Regions from separate parts of the Homo sapiens genome. Here region 1 is linked to region 2. A link is a loop called in an ENCODE intact Hi-C map of the cell type or tissue named here. Cell type or tissue: dorsolateral prefrontal cortex. All regions are shown on one strand. Each heading gives the region's core, and the rest is flanking DNA. Links, peaks and the distances in the headings are about the cores only.

Evidence for each region. A loop is a pair of places that touch in the nucleus more often than their neighbours do. Peaks named below come from ENCODE experiments on the same cell type or tissue, not always from the same donor. Only the 100,000 strongest peaks of a DNase experiment are listed, where the experiment ranks them.
Region 1: it touches region 2 in a loop (1.9-fold over the local background); 5 of 110 quality-filtered maps call a loop at or near these places.

Annotation. Positions count from the first base shown.
Region 1 is chrX:72,056,681-72,066,509 of GRCh38, forward strand. The region is part of intron 1 of NHSL2 (NHS like 2); the gene reads left to right. Among named protein-coding and RNA genes, the nearest start is that of RTL5, 70 kb to the right of the region's middle. RefSeq lists a silencer at 3,939-4,233. In dorsolateral prefrontal cortex, for the core only: no CTCF peak of the experiment used is centred there; a DNase peak (open chromatin) is centred at 4,111; H3K27ac peaks cover 1,572 bases; H3K27me3 peaks cover 7,369 bases.
Region 2 is chrX:72,013,742-72,023,570 of GRCh38, forward strand. All of the region lies in intron 1 of NHSL2 (NHS like 2), which reads left to right. Among named protein-coding and RNA genes, the nearest start is that of NHSL2, 110 kb to the left of the region's middle. RefSeq lists a silencer at 4,739-5,118 and an enhancer at 5,099-5,148. In dorsolateral prefrontal cortex, for the core only: CTCF peaks have their summits at 5,022 (motif pointing right) and 8,476 (motif pointing left); a DNase peak (open chromatin) is centred at 4,920; H3K4me3 peaks cover 534 bases; H3K27ac peaks cover 329 bases; H3K27me3 peaks cover 7,337 bases.

The DNA.
Region 1 (9,829 bases), core at 804-8,803, 43 kb after region 2:
ATATTTGTTGACCAATGGACTGGCTGAAGAAATGAATGAAAAATCAAGGCCACCAGGCATTCAATTCTTCAATTTCCCTCCCATCCATCCCAGACTTCCCTCAATCTCCAGCTGAGCCATCAGTGCTGCCTACAAATACTTTTACTTTTGTCTGGTCTCTATGGCAGCTGCTTTACGCCTTCCCTGGCTCTTGAGGCCGGACTACCTACCATCTCCTACTTTTAGACGATGATATCATCTCTTACTTCCCAGAGAAATTGGGAGCCAGCAAGTATGGAGTCCTTCAGTGCCCTTCCCTACCAGGGCCTGATTCTGTGAACTTCAGACACCAGGAGGCCATTGGGAACCCAGGCTGGAGCACGTTGGGTAGATTGCTAGAAGGCAAAGCCAGACATCCCTGCCCACTTCTCTCTGTGAACCTCTCTCTCTAGCAATCCCCTTTCTTTCTGCCATCAAGCCTCTTGAAAAGGTACTTTATTTTCTGCCTCCCATTCATTCTGTCCTTGTTTGCATTCAAGGGCACAGTTAAGTATACTGTTGTGCACACCATTATCTATCCATGCAAGGTCCTTAAATTTTTTTATCTTATTTTTCCTTTCATCTCTAATCTCCACTCCCAGTTCCTCTTTAATGGTTTGATACATGCTGTTGGAAATGTCTTTGAAAATTACATAGTGTTTTCTGTGTTTATGTGCTTTTAATTTACATAAATAGTATTGATCCATAGATCATATTCTGTTTCTTTTTTCCCTCAACCCTCTGTTTTGAGGCCTTTCGGTGCTGCTATGTGCACATCTCGTTGATCACTTCTGTCTGACTTGGCACTCATCCACCACATTTTACTTCTCCCTTCCTCTGAGACTGTACATCTTGGTTCTGCCAACTGTCCATGACCACAAATAATGCTGCAATGAACCTTCCTCGACTTGCTCCTAGGGACCTGGGCAAGAATTTCTCTAAACCAGAGATTTTCAGAGTACAATTCACAGACCCCTCAGAGTTTCTGAGACTCTTTTGGAGGATGCTCAAGGTCAGAGCTGTTTCTACGATAACACTAGGACACTATTTGCCTTTTTCATGAGGTTGATTTTTGCACCATTTGCAAAACTGTTGCCACCTTAGTGTGAATCAAGGCAGTGGCACCAGCCTGTACTAGCAGTCATTGTATTTTGTATTTTTCACCACTACATACTCAGAAAAAGGGGGGAAAAGCCACCAATCTTACTGAAAAGTAGCTTAGATAAAGCAGTAAGAAATGGCAATTTTTATTAAATCTCAAGCCTGGAGTTGATGTCTTTTTAATATCCTGTGTGATGAAACAGGAAGAACACAGAAAGCACTTCTGCTGCATGCTGAGTGAGATGGTTGTCTAGAGAAGAGCACTGTGCAATTGTTTGAGGTGTGAGCTCAACAGGCCTCCTTTTTCCTGGAACGTCATTTTCACTTGAAAGAACAATTGACAGGTAAACTATGGTTAGTCAGACTTGAGTATTTGGTGGACATTTTTCTCAAAGATGAACAAAATGAGCCTGTTGCTTCAAGGAAAACAGCTCACAGTATTTGTTACCAAAGATAAAACTTGAACTTTCAAGTGAAAAACAGAATTTTAGAAAACTTGTTTCTGGCACCAGGGGCTTGACAGCTTCCCAGTTCTTTTTTTTTAAATTGTTATTAATTTTTTTTGAGATGGAGTCTCACTCTGTCACCAGGCTGGAGTGCAGTGATGCAATCTCGGCTCACTGCAACCTCCGCCTTCCCGATTCAAGCGATTCTCCTGCCTCAGCGTCCCGAGTAGCTGGGATTACAGGCACGCGCCACCACGCCCAGCTAATTTTTGTATTTTTCATAGAGACGGGGTTTCCCCTTGTTGGCCAGGATGGTCTCGATCTATTGACCTCATGATCCACCCATCTCGGCATCCCAAAGTGCTGGGATTATAGGCGTGAGCCACCGTGCCCGGCCAGCTTCCCAGTTCTTAAAGGCTTTCTCTGCCTGCCCCTTAACTCTTTATGATCTGTTAGGATTCTCCAGTTCCTTGTCCAGAAAATCCTCATTGTAAAGGACACCAGGATTGCTACCTGACCTGGCTTGCTAAGGCCCTATGCATGAGAGTGGACACTGTCTTTGTCCATCACATTGCAGGAGTGATTTGGTCTGCATGTCAGGGAGCTGCACAAATGTTGGACTACTGCACAGGAAGGCTGCCATTGCAGAGCAAGGCAGAGACACAGAGTTGTGACACAGAGTTTCAACATCAGTGCTCCCTGTTCTTCCCATTCTCCCCACTCAGACTGGACCATCTCACCTGCTTTTTGGCTTCATATACTTCCAAGACCTTGTGACTGCTCCATTTGTATTTATTTCCAGCTCTGAGCTCTGGATCACATATCTTTACCACCCTCTAGACACACAAACTGTGTCCCAGGCAAGCTCTCTCCTCCTCATCCCTGCACCTGCTGGTTTTCCAGGGTTCTCTAACTTAAGGAATGGCACCACCCATTCTATCTCCATATCACCACCATGGTCTATTCTCCCTGTCTGGCCCCACCGCTCCACCCTGAGGCAAGCCTTCATCATGTCTCATCTGGGCCCCTTCCAGAGCCTCCTAACTGGTGTCCCGGCCCCTCTCCAATCAGCCTTCCACATTGCAGCCACCCTACTGATCTTCAGGTCACTCCCTTGCCCAAAGCTTCTGTGGCTCACTATCACCTTCAAGATAAAATCCACACCCATTCTCATGACATTTAAGGCCTCCCTGGTCTAGTTCCAACTACCTCATCTTCTACCTGGCTATACCAGATCACTTATTTTTCTTCCCAAATACGAGAAACCCTCATACCTTTATGCTGTTGCTCAAAACGTCCTCTTTGCCTAGAATGTCCTCTCTCCAAACCTCATTTTACTGGCAAATGTTGCTTCATTCTTTTCGAGTTCGACATCACCTTTTCTTGATGCCCTTCCCTTCCTCTGAGGGAAGGAATTCAGTTCTGGGTGCTGACAACTGGCAATGAATGGATGGCTGGGGAGTGAAAGGGGATTGCATCAAATGATGGCTGGGGTGGTTGAGGTTGCAGAATTTGAGCTGATCCCTAAAAGGAATAATCTTAATGATAACTAACATTTACTGAGCACTTGCTATGCACCAGACCTTGCTCTATGCACTTTCTATGCATTCTCTTTCAGTCTCATTCTCTAGCAACCCCAAACTCACTGTATCCTCACTTTAGAGATGAAAAAACTGAGGGCCAGGGTTCTATCAGCGGTTATGAAGCTTTACTGAGGGGCGGCTTGGTGATCTGCAGCAGAACACTTTCTTACCATAAATAGCAGAGTAGGGATAGCATCTAGAATCACTTGCAATTATGTCTGTCTTTCACACAAAGGGGAAAAAAGTGCATTTGACCTCAGAAGCATGAGGCCATGTGGTGAAGCACAAAGACTAGTCTTTGAAGTCCATCTAGCTGTGTGACCTTGAGCCAATTTCCTGATCTCTCTGAGCTTCAGTTTCCTAAAGTGCGAATTGAGGATAGTAATAGCTCCATTGCAGGTTTGTGGTGCAGATGAGCTATGAGGAATGCCAAAGAATCCAGCATGGTGTTAGGTACATAGAGGGGCTCTGTCAACATCAATTCATTTTTCTCCCTCCCCAGTGTCTAAGGAAAGAAGTGTAGTATGGTGAAACTCACACTACCTCAGAAGTCAAAGGAGTTGTGGTTTGACTCTGGCACTAGTAAGGCTGTGCAACCCTCAGCAAGTTACTTGCCCTCTCTGGGCTTTGGTTTCTTCCTATACTTGTAACATAAAGAAGTTTTGTTTTACAGCAGTTGGGTGTTTCCATTTTCTGTCATTGAATTGGGAAAATGATCAGGTCATGCCAACCTGGGATGCTGCGTGTTGTGGAAGTTAGGCATATCTGACAACGGGAAATACTTCCTGAAGACACAGCCTTCGGACCCCTGGTTACCTAGAAGGGAGCTCAGGACTCCTCATCGACAAACATAAAACCAGCTCCCTGCCCACTGCCCAACCTCCAGGAGATGCCCCCACAGGCTTGTGTGAGCCCAAGGCAGGCCTCAAGCTGATTCAAGGGCCCAGCTGCCCGTTGCCATGGCAACATTCCAGCTCGCTTTGCATAGTGACAGGGATGCTAGGCTTTGCTAACAAAGTGCTCTGTAAAGGACTTCATGTCTTTGGCAGGGACAATTCCGCCTTCTTTTTCACATGAATAACTCTGGGGGCTGTGAGGAGGGATTTGGCAAGTCACTTCCCCTGTCTTGGCCTGCGCCCTTGGGTTTTCCTTGAAGGCACAAGTTGGCAGCTTTTTATTTTTCTATTTCCAAATATACCATCACTACCCTCCTCCTGACCACTCCCCACTCCAAAGGAAAGAATGGTTTTTCCCTTACTTAGAGCTCTGGTGAACTCGGTGTGTTTATGAAAATGGAAGGAATGGACTGTTCGAATCACTCACATACCCTTGGCTGATTGCTGGATCAAATTGTCCTCAATCCCTTTTTCTTTTTTCGGAATGCCCAATGTTTTTCAGGATTGAAACAGGAAGACCCTATATTGTCCTGGTGAATTACTCCCTGGAGCAGGAAACATATTTGGAATCCTGAGTAGGCTGGGAAGGAAGCCAGGCAGACCTGGGTGAATCCTGCTTTCATCACTTACAAGCTGTGTGATCTTTGGCAAGTTACTTAACTTCCCCTAATCTCAGTTTTCTCATACGTGCAATGGGGATGGTAATACAGCCTTCATGGGTATGATGGTGAAATTGTTATGAGGTTTAAATATATCTTATGCTTGCCTGCTTCTCTCTGTTTCCGTCACCCTGATCCTGGCCCATCATCTTTTGCCTGGACTACTACGATAGCCTCCTGCCCATTTCTACTGGAACTTCCCTCCAGCCCTTTGTTTACATAGCAGACATGGTGGTCTTTTAAACATTTAAATCATATCCTGTCGCTCCCTTGCTTAAAATGCTCTAATGGTTTCCCATTGCACTTCAGATAACATCCACCTCTTACCCCCTACCTCTTCCACCCTAGACATGCTGGCTTCCTTTCCATTTCTCAAAGACATCGAGGTCCCTCTCACTTCGTGGCCTCATGGCCTTGGCACTTTCTGTTCCCTCTGCCAGCTCCTTCTCAGGCTCAGTTCTTAGCTCGGAGAGAACTTCTCTTACCACTCATCCAAACTAGCTCCCCATGCCTGCCCCATCCCTTGCCATCACACATCACCATGCTGATTTCCTTCATGGCACTTCTCAGGAACTAGTCCTACCTTGATTATTCGTGTACTTGGTTATTGTCTGTCTCCTCTGCCTGGATTGTAAACTCTTTACATCTGCCTCATTAACCTCTATCACCCACTGCCCAGCACAGGGCCTAATATAATAGGCTCAATAAAATCTATTGAATGAATGAATGAGGTAGGTAGAGCATTGAGAACAAAGCCTGAAAGATAATAGAGTGCAATACATGTTTGTTACTTTCTTTTTGTCTTCTTCCATCATCTGGTTGTAAGGCAGAGGGTGGTGTGCTAGACCTGTGGCCTCCAAAGTGGATATATCGTCTATTAGGGTGCAAGGAGAAAATATTAGAATTTCTATTAACAGTCATCTTTATCATATCCTAATTTCCATGTTTGTTTATGTTTTAAATTTTATAAAACTGATTAGCACAGTAGTACATATATATGGTTTATACATAAATATGTATATATGGGAGTATAGGCTCAAAAATACTTGGAGACCACAGCTGGTGGGAAGCAAACTGGCAGACTGTTGGCAGAATGTGAACTACAGATAGGTTGGGTTGAGTCAGCAGAGAGGTTTCCCAGATTGGAGGTTGAGTGCCTTGGGAACAGGGTTGGGGGTGGCCAGCATGCATGCTCCAGGTCTCCACCACACCCTGTGGCTTACCCTAGCCTACTTCATTCATGGCCCTGTCCTTCCTGACCATTACAGGCGTGTGCATTTCCAACCCTAGAGAGGGTTTCCTTTGCAAGTCTAGAGAACCTTCTATTCTGGAAATTGGTGCTGGTCGATCCCAAGGGGGAGGTATGTGGGAAAGACTGAGGCCTAGGAGCCCCCTGTGGGCAGCAGCTGGGGCTTCTCATTCTTGTGTCCTCTGTAACCAGAATAGTACCTGGAACAGAGTGGGTGCTTGGATCATCAGAGAACCTGCTTGTTGACTAATATCAGTGCATAGGACAACCCCCTCTGAGTGTCTGAGCTGAGAGGACCCTCAGGAGGTAATTAGGTTCATATGTTTCACTGTCCGGATGGAAACTAAATGGGGCTCAAAATGGCCAGGGCCTGCCCAAGGTCATAGAGCCTCCCGCCAGCACTCTTTCCCTTGTGTCTGCGTCTCTGCTTAGCCTCTGGGGTGTATGCTTATTCACGATCCAGGCCTTGGCTGGTTCCACCCCCTTGGCCTTGGCCTACTACTCTTAACACCAGCTCTCAGAAGGCGTTCTGGCTTCTTACTGGGATAGGGGCCAAAAAAGAAAAACATTTCCCAAATCATAATTCTACAGCCTCCTGCCTCCCCCAAACTCACTTTCTATGTAACTAATCCCCGTGTTCCTTGGCCATTAATGACATCACTGCCTTTCTGGTCACTTTGGCCCAAAATACAAAGTGTTCTACCTCCCTTGAGTAGGGGCTACTATGTGTCAGGCACTTTCTAAAAAATAAACTTTGTATGGGCAATTAACATACAAAAAAGCCACACACGTTGATGAATGATCACAAATTATACACACCCATGTACACACTTCCAAGGCCAAGAAGTTGACCATGCCCAGGACTACAGAAGTAACCCCTCAAAGCAGTTTTTAACCATCACTGCAGATCTTTTGTCCAGCAGCCTTGAGGAAGGTATGAGTAATTCAATCCAATTCACAGATACCAAATTATTTTTCTTTAAACCAACTCATTCCATTCTGCCTCGAATAGTCAAGAAATTACTTTTCATGCACTCAATTTTCCCCTGTAATTTTTATTAGAATCTAGTATACATTAGAATAAATATGTGACTGTTAAACTTTAAAAGATCATCCATGTATTTCTAAAATTCCTCATCATACTATCACCTCACATACCACTAGCACAATGTGTACTGCATTTGGGGGAATACTGTACCGTGGGAATTAACTCAAGGGGAAGACTATTTACGTTTGGGAAGATCAGAAAAGGCTCAAGATGGACCTGAGATCTGTAGAGAGGATATGGCTATGCAGAGGTGAAGTCGATTCTGGCTGTCAGGCTCAGAGAAAGCTTCATGGGGGAGGAGACATTTGGGCTGGGTCTTGAGAAATAAGTCTGACTTTTCACAAGCAGAGATGGAAGTGGAAGGAAAAGCATTCTAGGCAGAAGGAATAGAACCTAGAGAACACTTCATCAGGGCTAGAAGAGAAGTTTATGTTTCAGGCTTGAGGGACTGTGCCTGATGTGCAGTTGGAAAGTGTCTCCGGGCCCAGGGTTGAGTGAGTTTGCTCTCTTGGGGCACACAACACACAAGCACTATGAGGGGTAGCCGCTGGCAGGCTACAGCCCACTGGAGTCAGAGTCAGAGTGTGTATTAGAATTCACTTTTCCTTATGGAACTTGCACCTGGAAATTCCCCACACCAGATTAGAGCATGTGCAGGTTATGGCAGATGGGATCAGCAGAATGAAAAGGAGACAGGCTTGGAGTCAGCCTAACTTGGGTTCAAGTCCCAACCCTGCCACTTACTAGCTCCATTTTTTTATCTAATGTCTGTCTCCGCATCTTCAGCTTAGGTCCTAATAATCCACACCTGACAGGGTGGTTGTGAGGAGTAAGAGCATGACTAAAGTGACAGGGGTAGTTCTTGTCCCAGCTCTTGGGTTCCGGGGGGCAGTCCAGAGATAGTACCACCTGCCGCACTTCCCTGTCCACCCACTTTGACATCCCTGAGTACAGAGGGGTACAGCCAGTGAGGTGGTAATGATGAACCTTAAGCTGTTTCACTTTGGGGACATGGGCCCCTGAGTTGCTTCTTTCGGGCCTCAGACTTCTCTGTCTCCTCCCCTGGTGTGCCTAAGGCACCAAGTAGGGTGGGGGACCAGCCAAATGGTGAGGCCTGGCCCTCCCTCTCTCTTTGATAGAACTGGGTGCTCCTGGCTGGGCTTAGCTTGAAACACAGGCGAAAAAGAAAGAAGCCATTCTTCCCCAAACTCCAAGTGAAGACACCACAGGGAGTTCAGCCCCCCTCCTAAAGCCACCATGCCTCCCTCCCTGAGCACAGTGCTCAGTGAAAAGGCTAGCCAGCCTTTCCAGACCCTCTCCATAGGCAGTGATCTTACAGCAGTGAACCCATCAGAACAGCGCCTCCAGCACCCTACCCAACCTGGATGTGCACCTTGATGAGTAGAAAGGGATGAGAAAAATTTGAGAAGACTCTTGGGTTGGTGGGGGAACAAGGACCAAGCATGTGGAGCTTTCAGAGGGATCATCAAGGAGCAAAGGAGGGCTGGGAGGAAGGAGAGGAAGGAAGGTCTGCATGAGCAGGGTAGCTTGGCCTGTGCCCATGAATGGGCAGACACTAACTGAGTCATCCTCTGTGCAAGGCCCTCCACAAGGCACAGCTTCAAACACCCAAACTTTGGCCCATCCCGCAAAGAATTCATAAGTTGCTGGGGCAGAGAAGGTTCATGAATACGTGGAAGATTTGGAACAATTCCAGGACATCTATGTTTAAGGACAAATGAGAGGCTCAGCCAGCCAGAACTGAAGGTATTGAGAGGAATTATCCCTGCAGACTGCTAGTAGGGATGTGTGTAAAGAGGGCTTTCAAGGGGTGATGGGATTTGGGCTGAAGCTTAAGGAGCAGCCTGTAGGGTTTGGGAACAGCAGGTAGAGGCGGTGAGAGGGGATGGGAAGCACTGTTTAGCAAGCACCTACTATGGGCCTGGTGTCGTTTAGCTCATTTCAGCATTATCTCATGAAAGTCTTACAGCAGCTTACAAGTTAGGTGTTTTCATTCCCCCATTATACATGGAAAATGGAAGCTGGGGAGGTTAAGTAAGTTGTACAAGGTTACACAGGTAGAAATGGCAGCATGAGGATTTGAATCTAGGCTTCTCTGACCACAAAGCTTTTCCCTGGTGGCTTTACCATGAAATGATAAGCCACAATGACAAGATAAAGAAGAGAATGAGTAGCCCAGATTGAATGGGCAGAGGGGTCTGTTTCAGGGAATCAAGAGAGAGGAAGCAAAGAGGTCAGATGAAGCCGGTTCTGAGTATAGGCTGGAGAGTGTGGACTTGACACTTTAGACAACAAATCATTGGAAGGTTCCAAGCAATGGAGTGATGTGGTTTGATTTATGTTTGTAAAAGCTCACTCTGGCTGCTGTGTCATGAACAGATTTTAGGATGCAGAGGTGGAATCAGGGAGCCCACTGAAGAAGATATTCATTGAAGGGGTCTGGGGAAGGATGATGGTGACTGGGACCAGGGTGAGGGAAGTGGAGATGATGCCGTGAAGTGCTCCAATTTGAGACAGTTCTAAGGAGCAATTTACAGGACTCAGTGAATGCGTAGGGGAGGGAGAGGAAAGCATAAAGATGTCTAAAAGCATTCCTCATCCAATTTAGATTATTAAAAAAGGATATGGTGGAGAAAGCACTGAATGTGGAGATAGACGGGGGTCCAAAACCTGGCTGCACCATGTACTAGTTGGGTTCATTTAGTCCAGAGGGAGTATGTGACTCCCAGCAGATCCTTAAGCATCTAATGGGCTATGGCCATGGGGACACTGGTGCTTGGGTGAGAAAAGCTCCAGGGGCCACAATGG
Region 2 (9,829 bases), core at 994-8,993:
ATGCTCAAGTTAAGGAAGTTCCCTTTTTGCCCTATTTCTCAGAGTTTTTTTTAACTTATAATAAGTGTTAGATTTTATCAAATGCTTTTTCTGCATTGATTAATATGATCATGTGATTTCTATTAGTTTGTTACACTGATTGTGTAGAATTAGCATACAATTCTTTAAACATTTGGTAGAATTCTCCAGTGAAACCATCTGGACCTGGAGATTTTAAAGGGAGTAGTTTTAAAATTATGAATTTCATGTTTTTAATAGTTATAGGGCTATTCAAATCATCTATTTCATATTTGGTAGATTTGGGAAGTTTATATTTTTCAAGAAATTGGTCTGTTTCATCAAAGTTGTCAAAGCATGTAGCATTGTTCATAGTATTCCCTTATTACCCATTTGATGTCTGAAGGCTCTGTAGTGATATTCATTTCCTTCCTGATATGAGCAATTTGTATGTCTTGCTAGAGGTTTGTCAATCTTACTGATCTTTTCAAAGAAGCAGCTCTTTATTTCATTGATTTTCTCTATTTTTCTATTTTCAATTCTGCTTATTTATGCTGTTATTTTTATTATTTTCTTCCTTCTGTTTGCTTTGGCTTTATTTTGCTCTCCTTGTTCTAGTTACTTGAGGTAGGAACTTAGATGATTGATTTGAGACCTTTTTTCTTTTATAGTATAAGCATTTGGAGCTATAAACTTCTTTTTAAGCATTGCTTTAGTTGCATCTCATAAATTTTTCTATGTTGTATTTTCATTTTGATTCAGTTCAATGTATTTTTAAAATTTATCTTGAAATTTAAATTTTCATATTTGACCCATGGGTTATTTTAAAGTGTGTTGTTTATTTTTCAAGTTTTAGATATTTTCTTATCTTTCTGTTATTGATTTCCAATTTGGTCACAGAATACATTTCATTTGATTTCAATTATTTTAAATTTGTTGACATTTGTTTTATGACACAGGATATGTCTAACATGTTTTGTATTCCATGGGCACTTGAAAAGGATGTGTACTCTTCTGCTGTTGGATGAGATGTTCTATAAATGTCAAATCAAATCCTGTTGTTTGAGGGTGTTGTTGAGTTCCTATATACCCTTGCTGATTTTCTATCTAGTAGGTCTATCCCAGATGCCTGCTCAGCCTTCTCTGACTTCACCCCAGTGGGGAAATTTGGGGCACCTGGTTATAGCTTAGCAAGGGTGAAAAGCTATGTTTTCAACCCCTCCTTTGCTGGTGGGGTTGGGAACGGGACCACATATTTTTTTCTGTGGTATTTGGCTAAAGAATTAGTGTATAAAAATTTCTGTCTTGGTAAGAGAGCATGATTTTTAAAAAATCTGCCCCTGTTGGTATTTTCAGTTTGCAGACTTTTTCAGCTTCAACTCTGGGATATATGAGGCAAAACAAAAATCCAGGGAACTCACCACATGCCGTTCCTTGAGTCCTGAGGTCTCTTGCAGGTGTACATTCTTCTCTCCACCTCCTCTCCAGTCTTTTTGTGTTCATTTTATATATAATGCTCACGGTTTTTTGTTGTGCTTTAGAGGGAGGACCAGGGAAAAGTATGTCATTCCATCTTCCCAGAAGCAGAAGTCCTAACTTATTCTTTTAAAATGTTATGTAACTTTGCAGAGTATGACTTTTATCAGGATTTATTTAACTATTCACCCATTGATGAACTTTTAGGTTGTTTCTTAATTGTGGTGGCTAACACAATCTTTCAATAAACATCCATTCAATAAACATTTGTGTACACGTGCAGGAGTTTCTTCATGATAGATGCTAAGTGGCGTTGCTGGGTAATAGGGGATGCACATTTTCCATGTTAATGGGTGTTGTCCAATTTCTACCCATAATGGCTGTGCTCCACCCAGCAGTGTATGAGAGTAGCAGTTTTGCTCAACTTCTTGACAACACTTGATAATAGTCAGACTTTGAGTTCCGAATGTAATGAGTGAAAGATGATATCTGGTGGTTGTTATCATTTGCCTTTCCTTGATTCCCAGAGGCTGAATATCTTTTCAAATGTCTGTTGGCCATCTGTAACTCTCCTTTTGAATTACCTGTCCATATACTTTGCCCATATTTATTTTGAGTTGTTTACCTTTTTATTGATTTACAGAAATTCTCTATATATTTTTATTGTTCTTTGTCTAATACATACATTTCAAATATATTTCCCCAGTTTATTATTTGTCTTTTAACTTTATTGATGGTGTCTTTTGCCTAAAAAAAAATTATTCTTTTGTGTAGATTCAAATTTGTCAACCACTCCCTCCTGGCTTTTGGGTTGTGTTTGTGTGTTGTTTAAAATGACTTTCTCCATACCAAAGTCACAAATATATAAATCTCTATTTTTCCCATTACAGGTTTCTATTCTTTTTTATATTTAGTTGTTTGAGCTATGTGGAATATGTGTGTGTATAGTATGAGGTAGGGATCTCATTTAATTTTTATCAAATGGAAAGCTAGTTACTTCAGCACTATTCGTTGAATAGTCCATTCTTTCACCACTGACTTATAAATGCAGCTTTTATTATTTTATTTAACACCTTTACATGAGTTGGCTTGAGAGCTCTCTGTTCTCTTTCACTCATTTGTCTACTTCTGTGCCAATGCCACACCCTGTTAATTACTGTAGATTTGATACCTTGTATAATGTCATCCTTCATTTGTTCTTTTCCCCAAAAAAATTGTTTTGGCTCTTCTTATACATATTCTTTTTCACATGGATTTTAGAATCAGTTTGTCAGGTTCTGTGAAAAATTCCTCTGGAGATTTGATTGAAATAGCAATGAGATTATAGATTAATTTAGGGAGACATCTTTTCTCCTTTTCTCCACACAACTTTTTCTCCTTCAGAAAGACCACTGGGGCCTGCACGAAAGATGTTCAGGGGTCAAAGAACCCACATAACCCATCCCCAACACACACACACACAAACACACACACAGAGACACACACATTTGTGTCTGTGTATTTGTGAGGACCTACACTTCAGGCTCTGAGGGTAAATATTTATTATAAACAGAGGCTCTGGACACTTGCTCTGCTGTTCAGTGGTACTTCCAAAGTAGGGGCAACTCTTCCTTTTCCTGATCACAAACAAACCAACCCACCAAAACTCTGGCTTGATTACATACCTTGTTGAACTTCACAGAAGGGAGTGAAGAGTGGACCAAGTAGAGAAGCAGCATATGGTAACATTAGGAGCCAGTGGGGCTGTGCTGTTTTATCCAGGAGAGCCCAGGGTGACAGCAAGTTATCATGAATGGTGGAGGATGGGAAGTACCAGAAATTAGGAGTGGCCCCTGTTCCATGCTGGTGTCTGTGGGTTGGGGTCCTGTGGAACTAGGAAACAACCCACCCCAGAAGGGTGCACTCATTCATCATGCCCCTCTATATAGGGGAAGACGGGCTGGGTAGCAGGGCCTATTGGGCCTGAATGTTCTGGATAGACCAAATTGTGGGTTCAGAGGAAGTTCTAGCTACCTTTGGGTCCACTGCTGACATAATACTCTCCAGTTCTGTGGAGATTTTGTCTTTGTGGGGTGCTGACACCTGGATACATTACCCTTCTACAATACAGCCATGCTACCTGCCCAGTGGTGTGTCCCTTCAATGTTGCCAGCTGGCAGCAGGTGCTCGCAGCCAGCTGCACAGGTGTTGATGCCTGGCCTCAAGGTGGGACTGCCAGAGCAGCTCAAGCTTCCCACTCAGGTGCTCCAGCAAATTGTAGGCCCAGAAAGACATTCAGTAGCGTGAGGCAGCCTTGGAGTTAAGCTGGAGCCCTCCAGACTTTTCCCAAGGAGGAAGTAGGGGCTGGCTTAGGGGTTCTGTGGTATGTGCAGATGCTGTCTGGGCAAGCAGCACTGCCCTCACCTGTGTTCCAGCTAACAGGATGGACACTGCACCCAGATATCTGCGTTCTCCCCCTACAAGGTCATGGTCCTCAAGGCAGGAATGGGGTCTGAGCCACCAGCACTACTCTATGGACCTAACTGTCTAACAAAGCTGGCAAAATATTACTCAGATAGAAGGCAGAATCAATTGTAGTAGATACCTGAGTAGAAGTACAAAGTGATGTATGGATTTTAATTGCCCCACTTTTTGAAATCCGATCTATCACTAAGTCCTTCCCATTCCCAGATCTGTAATCTTTTTTTTTCCCCTCATTTTCCTGACTCTAATTTAGACCCTGCTGAGCCTGCTGGGGTCTCAGGTGCTACTCCTCCAATCTGTTTTCCTTTGGTGCAGCTTTCGAACTCACAGCTCTGATCACTGCCCTCTGCCCTATATAATCTAAAACATATTTACAGAATCAAGCCCAATGCTTACCTGACTTTCTTCTTAAATGCCATTTATAGCTTTTCTTTTCTTTCTAAAATGGTAAATGTTTATTATGGTGCTTGACTTTCAAGGACCTCTATGAGGTGGTCCAACCTACCCTTCCTTTGCTTGTGTGGGGGTGAGGACCTGGGAGGTTAGGGGGACCATGCAGCTTGATGCTATGGAAAGCACACCTCGAGCTCTGGAATCAGAGGTTACTGGTTAATCTAGGCCCTCCCCTGCTTCTTATCTGCTTGACCCCGGCCCTCGCCTCACCGTTCCCCCGCCCAGTTTCCCTCTTGTTAAGGTGGTGTGATAAAAACGACCCCTATCCCGGGTTAGAGGTGAAAACTCAACGCGACAAGTGGAGGAGAGCGGGCTTTTAGCGCCAGAAGCTTCCATGATGCCCAGGTCCGCGGGCAGGGCGAGGGCACGGGCCGGGGAAGCAAGCGTTGCCGCGCCGCTACCGTCGGGGGCCGGCCCCCGGGCTGCTTTTCGTGCGCGGAGCAGCTCGGCCAGTCACCAGGCGCGTGCGGAGGCGGCGAGCCTGCGAGGGCGGCCGGTGCGGGCGCAGCCGGCGCGATGAGTCACCATCCCTCAGCACCTCCGGAACACGAGGCTGCTTGGAAGCAGCCGGGCCCCCGCCCGCCCTCCTCCCCCGCCCCGCGGAGTGGCGGCGCCAGCCCGATGCCCGGCAGAGGGCGCTGCAGTGCGGCTGCGGGGCCACCGGCCCGCGCTGCTCTGGCTGCCAAAGGCCGGCGCTGCCTTTGGCTCAGAGGGAAAGATCGGGGCCCAGGGATGGGGTGCGTGAGGAATGAATGTTTCTGCAGTGCCAGAGGTGGCTCTGTTTTTGATCCAGAAACGAAATGGACTTCAAGATTCAGACACTGGGCAGAGTGATGGGGCCGACACGGCCCCTACTGGAGAGTGTCCAGTCTTGATCGCCCCAAGCTTTTGAGCAGGGATGTCCTGTCCGAGGCTGGTGTCGTCCCCACTCTCGCCAGAGAGGATCTGTGATAGGATGAGTCTCGCCTTTCCAAAATGAATCTGCCTAAGGACCCAGTCCTTGATCTCCTCTGTGACCTCTTTCACCTGAGGTGATGGAGGTTACGAAGATTGGAGCTGTCTGCAGTGGAGCGCAGGAGAAAGTGCACAAGCTTTCGGGTGACCAGGGTTTCAGTGCCAGCTCCATCATGAGATTGCTGTGTGACCTTGGTCATTTCATTATTCATTCATTCATTCAGAAAACACTCACTGTGTCACAAGGCACTCACGGTGAAGGGAAGAGAAGGAGGCCAAGCCTGTGGAGACAATTGCCCTGACCATAAAATAGCTTAGGCCAGGTACAGAAACCCGACACGTAGGTAAACACTGGCTGAATGAACAAATGCGATGATTTAGTCACCACACACTAGGGCAGAGATTTTTGGTCACTTATGCTCCCGAGTACATGGAACAGTGCCTGACACACAGTGGGTGCTCAGTAATTTGTCGAATGAATGACAGAGGAATGTACTGAGTGTTCTGTGAGCACAGCAGAGGCCACCTAACTCACAAGATTCTGTGCTGTTTGAACCGAGTCTTGAAGGAAGGGTTGGGATTAGTTAGGCAGACAAGGGCCAGATGGAGGGTGATACAGGCAGAGAACAGCCTGTGCAAAAGCTAGGAGTCCTCAGAGTTCTCACCTCTCTGAGCCTCAGTCCCTCCTGTGAGAAGGAAAGGATAGGGCTGGCTCTGTAATTTCTCAGATTTTTCTAGATCTAAGGTTCTCAGATTCAACAAATGAATCCAGTTACCCTAGTCAGAGCCTGACCAGTGCTGGGCAGTCCAAGAGACTCAGGTTTTGACTTTTGACTCAGCCCATCTGCAGAATAAAGGCCTGGTGATCTCAGGCACCCCTTCTCCATCTGCTTCCTCTGTCTTTCACCTTAGAAATCTCCCCTGAATCCTATCCCCATAGGATAAACTATCTGCAGCACAAAAGTCAGCACTTACTTGTATTCTGCCATGATTTTTCTTCGTGTTATTTTTTGAAATAGTCTTTATTTACAGATTTTTACACTAACACAGGCTAATTGTGAAAAAACAGGAAAGTACAAAGAAGAACATAAAAACTCTCCGTAATTTCACTACCTGGCATAGTTCCTTGATTTTTTTATGCCTTCATTAAAATACACACACACACACATACTTCAGCTCACACAGCAGCACTGACACAGATCGCTGTGAGTCTTGTGTTCCCAGCAAAAGCATGAGCTGGGGACAGTTCTCTCTTTCTCTCCATTAGTTTGTCTCTGATGGGAAGAGATGTTGGCTGGGACCCCAAAACTCTGACTCTTTAACCAGCTGCAGATCATCAGGCTAAATCCTCAAAGAACATACTGCTCAGAGGACGTTTCAGTCTGAGGCAGGGCTCTGGACGCAAACCACTATATGGCCTCTTCTTCCTTCCTGGAGTTGGGCTAGGGTTAAGCTAGATTATGTGGGGGCCACTAGCCCTGCTTTGGTCCAGACCAGAGACAGTGCTGAGCAGCTTTCTAGGGAGGGGGGAAGGGAGTGCTCTGGGATTTACTGCCCCACCTGTCTGAGAGAAGCCCCCAAAATAAACCCATAACCCTAGCTGACTTGGTTTCCCTTGGCCCCTGCCGTTTTAAAGCTCCATCCCCAACACAGTGGCTCCTTTTTTGCCCTGGTTCCTTGCTTTTCAATGTGTAACCCATGGACCAGTGACATAGAAAACAAGATCTCTAGATGATGGTTTGTATGTTGACTCTGAGAAGCAAAGTGCAGATTCTGTTTCAGAAGGTCTGGAGAAGAACCTGAAATTCTTCATTTTGTAACAAACTCTCAGGTAATGGTGACATAGCTGGTCCACAGACCACACTTTGAGTAGCAAAGATCTAGATTCCTCTTTTGACCTTGTCTTCTCTGAAAGTGAAAGGGCAGGGGAAACTCCCTAGAGGTGAGGGTGTGTACACACACACACGCGTGCGCATACACACACACACACACACACACACACACAAATATTGAGGACTATGTTCTGGGTGTTCAGTGAATGCTTGCCCTGTTAATGCAGAAAGCTGAGGAGTGAGAAGACTTAAAGCTGTGTTCCCACCTCTCCAATCACTTATTCATTTCAGTGATGATAGCATCAGTTTCTCAGTCACCAAATGGAATTGGTTCCTTAGACATTTTTGCCCTGGCTCTGCCTCTATTTTCTTATTGCTTCTATTCTCAGACACTTCTCATCTATCCCCTGCCTTCCTGTCTGTGGTCCCTTTCCCTCCAGTTCACTGCCTGTCACCCAATTCTTGTTACCCAAATCCAACTTAAAATCACTGGACGTGTGTGCTTCAAGGGAGAGTAAGTGGGCAGAGAAAGGGAGCTTCTCCTCAGGGCCCAGGTAGGCCTTCAAACTTCCCTTACTCTGAATCTATACTGGGGTAGCATTATTATTCCCTAGGAAACTGAGGCTCAGAGACATTGAGTAACTTGTCCAAGGTCACACAGTGAGGAAGTCAGAATTGAGATACGAATCCACATCTCTTTAGTTTTAAAGCCTGGGCTCTCCACGATATCATCCCTTCATCTTACTCAGGGGGAAGATGAAGATTGGGTGACTTAAGGTCATTCAGGGAGTCAGGGATGGGACTGAGGCTGGAAACTCCCTTCTTCTGACACTGTAAGTAAATTTTCATTCGGTAGCTCCTCTGCTCAGAAGCCTTCAGAGAAACCCTCTTGCCTATAGAATTGAAACTTCTGAGCCTGACAGCCAAGGCTGTCATGGTGCCCCTGCCTCAGCTCGGCTTCTCCTTCTTCCCCAGCACTTTACTTGGCATGTGGAGGTGCTAGACCATCTCTCTTTTCCTCACCTACCAGTGGGGTTCTTCCCTGAATCCTGTTCCTCCCTAGCCTCAGTCATGCCTTAGAATTCCTCTACCATGGTGCCTCTGCTCTCTGGGATATTTTCTCGACCTCAAACACCCAGGCACTCTACCTGCTTCTCAGAATCTTTCCCATGCTTCAAGAGCATAGGTTCTCACCCCTCTGGGAAGCCCCCCACCCACCAAAGCTGCCCTGAGCCCTTAGAGCCTTGAGCTAGGAGCCTGTCACTTTAGCAGTGCTGCCGCCTGTTGGTGGTTTGAAGAGCTCCACCCCAACTCACAGATGAGGCCAATAAATATTATTATACTATAATAAGCCTCTGCAGCTATACCCCATGGCTTGAAGAACTATTTCCAGAATCTTTCTTCTCCATTCTGAACTTGCTTTCATTACTTTAATGTCTCAACCCATTTGGGCTGCTGTAACAAGATACCATGGACATGTGGCTTAAACAACAATTTTTTTTTTCTTACAGTTCTGGAAGCTGGGAGTTTTAAGATCACTGCACCCATAGATCCGGTGTCTGGTGAGGGTCCTCTTCCAGGTTTGCAGATGGCCCCCTTCTCCTTGTGTCCTCACTTGGCAGAGAACAGAGAGAGGAAGCAAGCTCTCTGATGTTTCTTTTTGTAAGGGCACTAATCCCATCATGAGGGATCCACCCTCAAGAACTAATCACCTCCCAAAGGCCCCATCTCCCCGTACCATCTCACTGGGGAGTAGGGTTTCAACATATGAAGAAGGGTGCACAGACATTCAATCCATGACACTTAGTGTGTCTAGGTCCTAGAGACCGTATCTGGTTTTCACAACTTTCCCAGCCCTGTTAGAGTCTGAGGCTTAACTTAATCCCCACTTTTTGATCCTAGATGCTGCTTCAGATCACCCCACCTCCATGACTTACCTATTATACCTTGCACCCAACAGCTCTTTGCATTCCAGCCTGGATACAGTACCCCAGGTCCCTGCTTGGCCTGAAAGGAAAGTCAAACATGGCTGCCTGGTTATCCATTCACTATTTCTACTACTTTCTAGATCTTGTCTTCATAAGTAAACTCTAAGCTCCTGGAAGGCAGGACTGTCTGTGTCTTATTCTTTTCTTTATCCTTTGCAATACCAGCATTTTCTTTTATTCATTCATTTATTTCTTAAAGACTGAATGTTCATTCTCTGCCAGGCTTGATACTAGGTGTTGGGGCAGCAGAGGGGAGACAAATATGGTCTAATATATTCTAGTAAATTCAAGGCAACAGGGAAGTCCAATGACATAAGATTGGCAAATTGACTTTGGGCCCAGGCCAGTAGAAATACGTGTGAAAATGGTTGGGGAACAGGCAGGGCCTGCCTATGCCTAGAACAGATAAGGAAGAAAATCAGGCTGGCGGATGCTGGAGGCCTGCTTCAAGAACCTTGGGGAGAAATGGGAGAAGGAGATGGAGTATTGTCTGCTTTTTCCAAAATGAGTGCCTAGAAAGGGAAGTGGCAATTATGGTCCTGATGAAAACAATATTTCCAGTTGTTACCTGAAACAATAGGATCTGGGGGTGTGATTCTCAGAGGTGGGTGATGTAATGGGAATAGCACTAAACTAAGCTTTCTAGCCCTCAAATTCCATGACCCT